Linked DNA regions of Homo sapiens: region 2 is linked to region 1. The links are chromatin contacts, found by Hi-C or POLR2A ChIA-PET in ENCODE. All regions are on one chromosome and are shown on one strand. The core of a region is the stretch at or near the end of the contact, and the rest is flanking DNA. Distances in the headings are between cores, read along the strand shown.

What was found. Hi-C counts contacts between places; a loop is a spot of excess contacts on that map. ChIA-PET counts read pairs that join two places held with the same protein, here RNA polymerase II (POLR2A). Pooled maps may share reads with other maps.
Region 2: a pooled map shows a loop between it and region 1 (7-fold over the local background). The contact joins the promoter of PCMTD2 here to the promoter of ABHD16B-AS1 in region 1. A Hi-C loop is called at or near these places in 5 of 50 pooled maps. POLR2A ChIA-PET finds 5 or more read pairs at or near these places in 2 of 52 experiments (CD8-positive, alpha-beta T cell and common myeloid progenitor, CD34-positive).

What each region holds. Positions count from the first base shown.
Region 1 is chr20:63,863,490-63,866,668 of GRCh38, forward strand. ABHD16B-AS1 (ABHD16B antisense RNA 1) reads right to left here and starts at 1,584. Exons shown (of 2, transcript NR_165314.1): 1 at 1,335-1,584; 2 at 1-781. It overlaps TPD52L2 (TPD52 like 2), which reads left to right and starts at 1,781. Exons shown (of 7, transcript NM_003288.4): 1 at 1,781-1,895. The coding sequence starts at 1,877. RefSeq lists enhancers at 509-738, 832-2,031, 1,071-1,791, 2,513-3,179 and a silencer at 1,199-1,248.
Region 2 is chr20:64,253,935-64,257,382 of GRCh38, forward strand. It overlaps PCMTD2 (protein-L-isoaspartate (D-aspartate) O-methyltransferase domain containing 2), which reads left to right and starts at 1,814. Exons shown (of 6, transcript NM_018257.3): 1 at 1,814-1,936.

The sequences.
Region 1 (3,179 bases), core at 334-2,833:
CAGGAGTTAGCACTGGCTATCATTCTGTAGGGCTCCCTCCCACCTCCAAACTCCTGGCTTCTACACCAGGGCATTCACAGACAGATTGCAGACTCACATGGTGGCATGTGAGGCTACAGATACACTTGCACAGGCCAGAGGATACTACTGCGTGTCCCCTGGAGCCAGGCCTGGGCTGGACTTTGTTCCTGGCTTAGGGATGCAACACAGAATGGGACAAGGCCTCTGCTCACAATGGTCTGTAATGTCACATCTCTGTGGTCTGCCCTGAACTGCCTGAAGCAGGGACTATTGTCCCTACATGTCCCTAGTCCCCGGGCTGGCCTGGTTGGGTTGAGCAAGAATCTCTGGAAAGAATGAAAGGCAGCAAATGGAGAAAACATTACTGAGAGCACGAGAGCAGGCTAAGGCCGTGGTGGTAAGGGACTCGGGCCTGTGCAAGAGTACCAGGAAGACACCTGTGGGAGGAGGTGGCCGGGTGAAGGAAGGGGCAGTGGGAGGAGCTTCCATGCCTAGGGACCAGTACCACCCCAGGCTGGAAGCCCAGAGTGGAGTCCTAGGACATCAGATCCTAAAGGGCTTGAATACCGTTTAAGGCTTTTCTTCCGGGAGCAAGTAGGAGCCAAAGAAGGGAAGTTGCGGGACTTGTTTTCGTGGGGCCAGTTGCCTGGTGGTTACGCGCCTCTCCTCTGAAGTCAGGCATCCTGTTCCAGAGTATCCTGGTTGCGCTTCAACTTGCGGAGTGACCTGGGGCAAGTGACTTTAACCTCAGCTTCCTCATCTGTGGAGTGGGGAGGGCGCAGCGCTGGTCGCCCTGAACAGGAAGTGAGACAACCTCGGGGTGCACACGCGCAGGCCCGAGCCGCAGGGTCCACGCCCGAGGCGAGGCGGCAGCGGCGCCTGCAGGGCGAGGGGACGAATCGCGATCTTTTTCAGAGTAACCCGCGTACAATAAAAAGTCCCCATGAAAAGGACAAACTAGCCAGGCGTGAGGGGCGGTGGCTCACGCCTGTAATCCCAGCACTTTAGGAGGCCGAGGCGGGTGGATCACCTAAGGTCAGGAGTTCTAGACCAGCCTGGCCAAGGTGGCGAAACCCCCGTCTCTACTACAAATACGAAAATTAGCCGGACGTGTTGGCGCGCGCCTGTAATTCCAGCTACTCGGGAGGCTGAGGCTGGAGAATCGCTTGAACCCGGAGGGCAGAGATTGGAGTGAGCTGAGATCGCGCCATGGCACTCCAGCCTGGGCAACAAGAGTGAAACTCCGTCTCAAAAACAAACAAAAAAGGACCAACTAAAAAAAGAATATAAATACAATAAATAACAGGACTTACGGGGGCAGGCTGACCCCTAAAGTAAGGGGTCGGGCTGGAAAGGATCTCAAGGGGTCAGAGTTTGAGCCGCCGAGGCGCGCGAGCCCCAGCACTCCTAGGCAGCTGCATCCGCCCCGGAAGATCCCCTGGGGCCCTGCGCTGGCTTTCCACAGCGCCATGTTGGACGGTCCTCCCACTTCCCACCTTCCCAGTCCTCCCGCTACTCTGACCGTTCTACCTGTGATTCTCGCTGGTGGAGTCAACCTGGAATGGATTCCCGCCGAACCACGCCTCCCTTTCCTGGTTCGCCCGCAGTTTCGGCCTATCAGGTTGAGTCGGGTAAACCAGGACGGGCCAAGCGGCACTCTCATTGGATATCACTGGTGGGGGCGGGAAGAAGGCGGAGCACGTGCCCGGGCGGAAGTAGCCGTCGCATCGCGGATTACGAAACGCCGCGGAGCTGAGGCAGTTCCGCTGGCTAGTGTGTACGCGGCGAGCTTCTCCCGGCGCCGCCCGCTCGGCTCCCATAGCGCCCGCGACAGCGGTCCGGACGCCGCCCGAACATGGACTCCGCCGGCCAAGGTACCTGCCGGGCCCGGCCCCTTCGCCGCAGATGGGCCCAGGCTGCCCGTTGTTCTCCGTCTCCCGGGGTCGCGTCTGCGACTCTCTGTCCTCTCGGTCTCGGTTCACCCACCCCGCGGCCCCTCTTCAGCTCCCGGGGCCACTGACCTCGAAGCTTATGATGGTCGTGGTGTGTTTTTTGCCCGCGGCCCAGACCGCTTCCTGGGCTCTCTCCAGCCGCCCTCCTGGTCTCCCCTGGGACCGTTCCGAGGTGTGGTTCCCTGGCGCCCGCCGTTGCTCCCGTAGTTTGGGTTCTGTCGCTCCCAGCAGGTCTCGCTTATGCCGCCCACCCCGTGCCCTGCTCTTGCTTGCTCTGCCACCCCCCGGTCCCTGCGCGGGGCCCTCGGGTTCACGCTGTCTGGCCCTGGACCCAGTCCGAGGTGTTGAGGGCGGCTCCCGAGCAGAGAAGGGGTCTTCGCGTTCAGCAGAGCTCCCCTTGGGCAGCAACTCTGCTCGGAGCTCAGCCTGCTTAGGGGTTGCCTCATGGAGAGGGGGTGGAGTGAGTCAGGGGCACACCCAGCATACCAGGCCTGTTTCCAGAACAGTCTCCCCAGAGCAGTATGAGATGGCCACTGAGGGGCGTGGAGCGAGCCCAGGAGATTAAAATCTTGAGAAGATGATAAAAGTCTGCCTTGCATTTTGGGGCTCTAGAGAGGGATGCTAAATTTCTTTCTTTCTTTCTTTCTTTCTTTATTTTTTTGAGACGGAGTCTTGCTCTGACGCCAGGCTGGAGTGCAGTGGCGCGATCTCAGCTCATTGCAACCTCGACCTCCCGGGTTCAAGCGATTCTGCTGCCTCAGCCTCCTGAGTAGCTGGGACTACAGGCACGCGCCACCAGGCCCAGCTAATTTTTGTATTTTTAGTAGAGGCAGGGTTTCACCATGTTGCCCAGGATGGTCTCGATCTCTTGACCTTGTGATCCGCCCGCCTCAGCCTCCCAAAGTGCTGGGATTACAGGCGTGAGCCACTGTGCCCGGCTACATATTAAGCTTTATAATTCCTAGGTGCTGCATTATTCTGGAGGGTGTTTTTTGTTTGTTTGTTTTTGTTTTTTTGAGATGGAGTCTCACTCTGTCGCCCAGGCTGGAGCGCAGTGGCTAGATCTCGGCTCACTGCAAGCTCCGCCTCCCGGGTTCACTGCCATTCTCCTGCTTCAGCCTCCCAACTAGCTGGGACTACAGGCGCCCGCCATCATGCCCGGCTAATTTTTTGTATCTTTAGTAGAGACGGGGTTTCACTGTTAGC
Region 2 (3,448 bases), core at 564-3,063, 390 kb after region 1:
GTAATCACCCCAGCACCTAGACCCATTTAGATTAAGTAAACTTACTGAGGCTCCAGAAGAGGGTCTTCAGGACTCAACCTTAGTCATAGATTAAAAGAAGTTAATCACTTATGTCTGTAGATGAATGCACACTTACATGTAGACATACAGCTTAGAAGGTATACGAGCTTTGGAAAACTTTGTAATTTTGAGTTGGTATGGTGATAATTTCCAGGCCTTCTCCTTGTAACCGGTTACAGAAATAAAACCTCTCTTACTCTCCAGCTCATTTGCATCTTGTTATTGGGCCAGGAGAAGTAGTAGCCCGACCCTCAGTTGGGTCCAGGAACAAAGGGAGTGTCTGAAGACAGCAGTGATGTGATCACCTGTTTTAGGAGGACCACTCGCCAGAGCCCAGGGGAATGGTGGGAGGGGTGGGGAGAGGTGAGGGGAGCTGGGACAGGGCAAGGAGGGATGTATGGAGGACGTGTCCCCTGGCAGTAGGAAGAGAGTCAAGGATGACTCCAGGGCTTCTGTAATTTGAAACAGTCACAAATAACCACAAGCTCTCAGGTGGAAGGACACTGAGAGCCCCATGAAGGTCATGAGGTGGTGGGCCACCTCAGGTCCGTGGATCCAGGACCATGGATCAACAAGAGAAGTGAGGTCTCCCTGGGACCACATAACGTGGTGAAGGCACCGGCCTTTGGTTTTCAAACTCTGCTCCTAAGTGGAGCTCCAGGGTCTGGGGAGGAATGCCGAGTTAGGAGGGAGGCGGGAACCGGAGACCCAGGCCCACTCGTCCGCCCCAGCGACGCTGGCACTTGCACATATGAGGCGGCTTGCATGGCTGTGCTTGAAGAAAGGGTTCTGCAGCTACAGCCTATCTGCAAAGCCCCACGCGAAGTTTGGGCAATGGGCTGTGTGAACCCAGAAAATGGGAGACAGGTCTCAGTTAATTTACAAAGTTTATTTTGCCAAGGGTGAGGACGCGCCCGTGACACAGCCTCAGGAAGTCCTGACATGTGCCCAAGGTGGTCGGGGCACAGCTTGGTTTTATACATTTAGGGAGACAGGATACATCCATCGATACATGTAAGAAGCACATCGGTTCGGTCTGGAAAGACGGGACAACTTGAAGCAAAGGCAGGAAGACTCCAAGCGGGGAGGGAGCGTCCAGGCCACAGATAGGTGAGACACCAACGGTTAAATTCTTTTGAGTTTCTCATTTGCCTTTTCAAAGGAGGCAAATCAGATATGTATCTATCTAAGTGAGCAGAGGAGTGACTTTGAATGGAATGGGAAGCAGGCCTGCCCTAAGCAGTTTCCTGCTGGAGTTTTCCTTAGTGATCTTGGGGGCCCAGGATATCTTCCTTTCACAGCTGATTTCACAAAGCCGGCTGGGTAGGAGGGCCCCAGGGCCGGGTGGCCGTCCGCGTGGCAGGGCGGGGGTCCCAGGGCGGCTGTGCTTGGTGCTGGGAGGCCGCCCGAGGGCAGCGCCGGCCCCGAGTCAGCAGCCGCAGGGCACCCTGGAGATGCGGAACGCCCCCAGCCGTGGGTCAGCAAAGGCGTCTCAGGTGACCCTTAGGGAGGGCTTCTGAGGCAGCCCGTGCGGGGTCCGTCCTGGCTGAGCACTGCGCGGACGGCGCGCCCGCGAGACTCGGACCCGGCCTAGGGCTCAGCGAGCTCTCAGCGGGGCGGGCGGACGCAGGCAGCCCAGGGGAGTGGGGCCCGCCCTGCGCCGCCATCACCCCTTTAAGTGCCAGGCCCGCGGCGCATGCGCAGTCAGGCCGTTGTGCGCAGGCGCAGAGGCGGCGGCGGCGGCGGCGGCGGCGGATGTTTACGGCGGCCGAGGTTGGAGCGGCGCTGCTCGGCCGCGGACACACGAGGGACGCGCCCGAGGAGCTGCAGGTGGCAGCCCAGGCGGTCCGAACCCGTCGGCCGGCCGAGCCTGGAGGTAGAGCCGCCGCCGCCGCCGCCGCCCCTCGGTCCGGCCTGCGGCGAGCGGGTGGTGTGTCCCCTCGGCCCCTTCCCTCCTCCTTCCCCACCCCCGGCACCCCTGCGCCCGGAGCTCTCCTCTGGGGGCGTCGCTCCTCCCCACCTCGGGCACCCTCACCTCCCCCCAGCGGCCTCCAGGGCGTCCCGCGTTTCTCTCTCCGAGCGCTCGCGGTTTCCCGTCGGTCTCTCCCGGTGCCCGTTGCTCACTCACACTCTTGGGTCTGGTTAGTCCAGACCTGCAGCTTGTCTTTGACTTCCCAAGTGGGAAACGTTTGCAGTTCCAAGGCAAGCCAAGAGCTAAGGTTTAGAACAAAGTCTGCCTTGGACCCTTTCAGAAGATGACAGGATTTTTTAAAAAAATAATTGCGCCCCCCCGCCCCGTGCCTTGGAGATAGTAAGAATTGGAGCAGAGCACTGGGACTTCAATTCACGCATGGAAAGAGATCTTTGTTAGTTGGAGGAAGGAGAACTTGCCTGAGCTTCGGGCCTTTGTTTTGTTTTTGTGAGAGGGACGTGTCTCCTAAATGAATGTTTGCTCCAGCGTTGCACCTCAAATAAGTCACCTAAATATCCACGCCCTCTTTATCCACCCCCTCTTTACTCGTGTGACTAGAATAGTTTTCATTTTTCTTCTCAAGGGAATGGCTAAACAGCTCCTATCTGGGCGTTTGATAGACTGTCATTCAAGAATGAGTGAAGTTGAGGTGCCTATAAGCAACTCAGAAATTGTTGTGGCCACGCTTGGGGGAAATAGAGCCCTACACTCAGGTGATGAGAGGAGACCTCAGAGGTGACCGATCCAGGGCCTTGCTCCCTGCGCCACCCCAGCTCGTACCTCCAGTGGAACTTGGCTGGGCTTATCAAGAGCTCCTTTCATTCATTGCAACTTCATTTGTTAGAAAGCTTCTCTGTGTATTTAGTAGGCATTGTCTCCAACATGTACCACTGGTCTGGCTTTTGTTAGGCCCATTAATAGTGTACATGTGACAGCCTTTCAAGTATAGGTGCTCCCCGGCTTACGGTGGGGTCGCATCCCAGTAAACACATCGTTAAACCTGAAGTCGAACCATCCGAAGTCGGAGACCATCTGTATTTGAAAAAAGTCCCTTTGCATTGCTTGTAAGAGTTCTGGTTTTCAAGGTGAGAAATCTGTTTGTGTGTTTGTTTGATCATTCTGCCCAAAGGAGATGTGGCTTTGGGTCCTTTTCCCCACTCATCTTCCACAATGAATTACTTTGTCCATATTACCCTAAAGAAGTGACATCCAAGTTGGAATGTGATCTTCCGTATGTCGCCTCCCAAAACCCCACTACCATAGCTTCATGCTTGTGTTGACACAGCCACAATCACAACTCAGGTGTCAGTTCTGAGACCTTCCCATGCCTGTCGCCACTCAGCAAGTGTTCTTCATGTGCCCTGGCAGTTCGCATTGTAAGGAGCAGCCAGGTTGTTATGGACTGTTGCTAGTTAC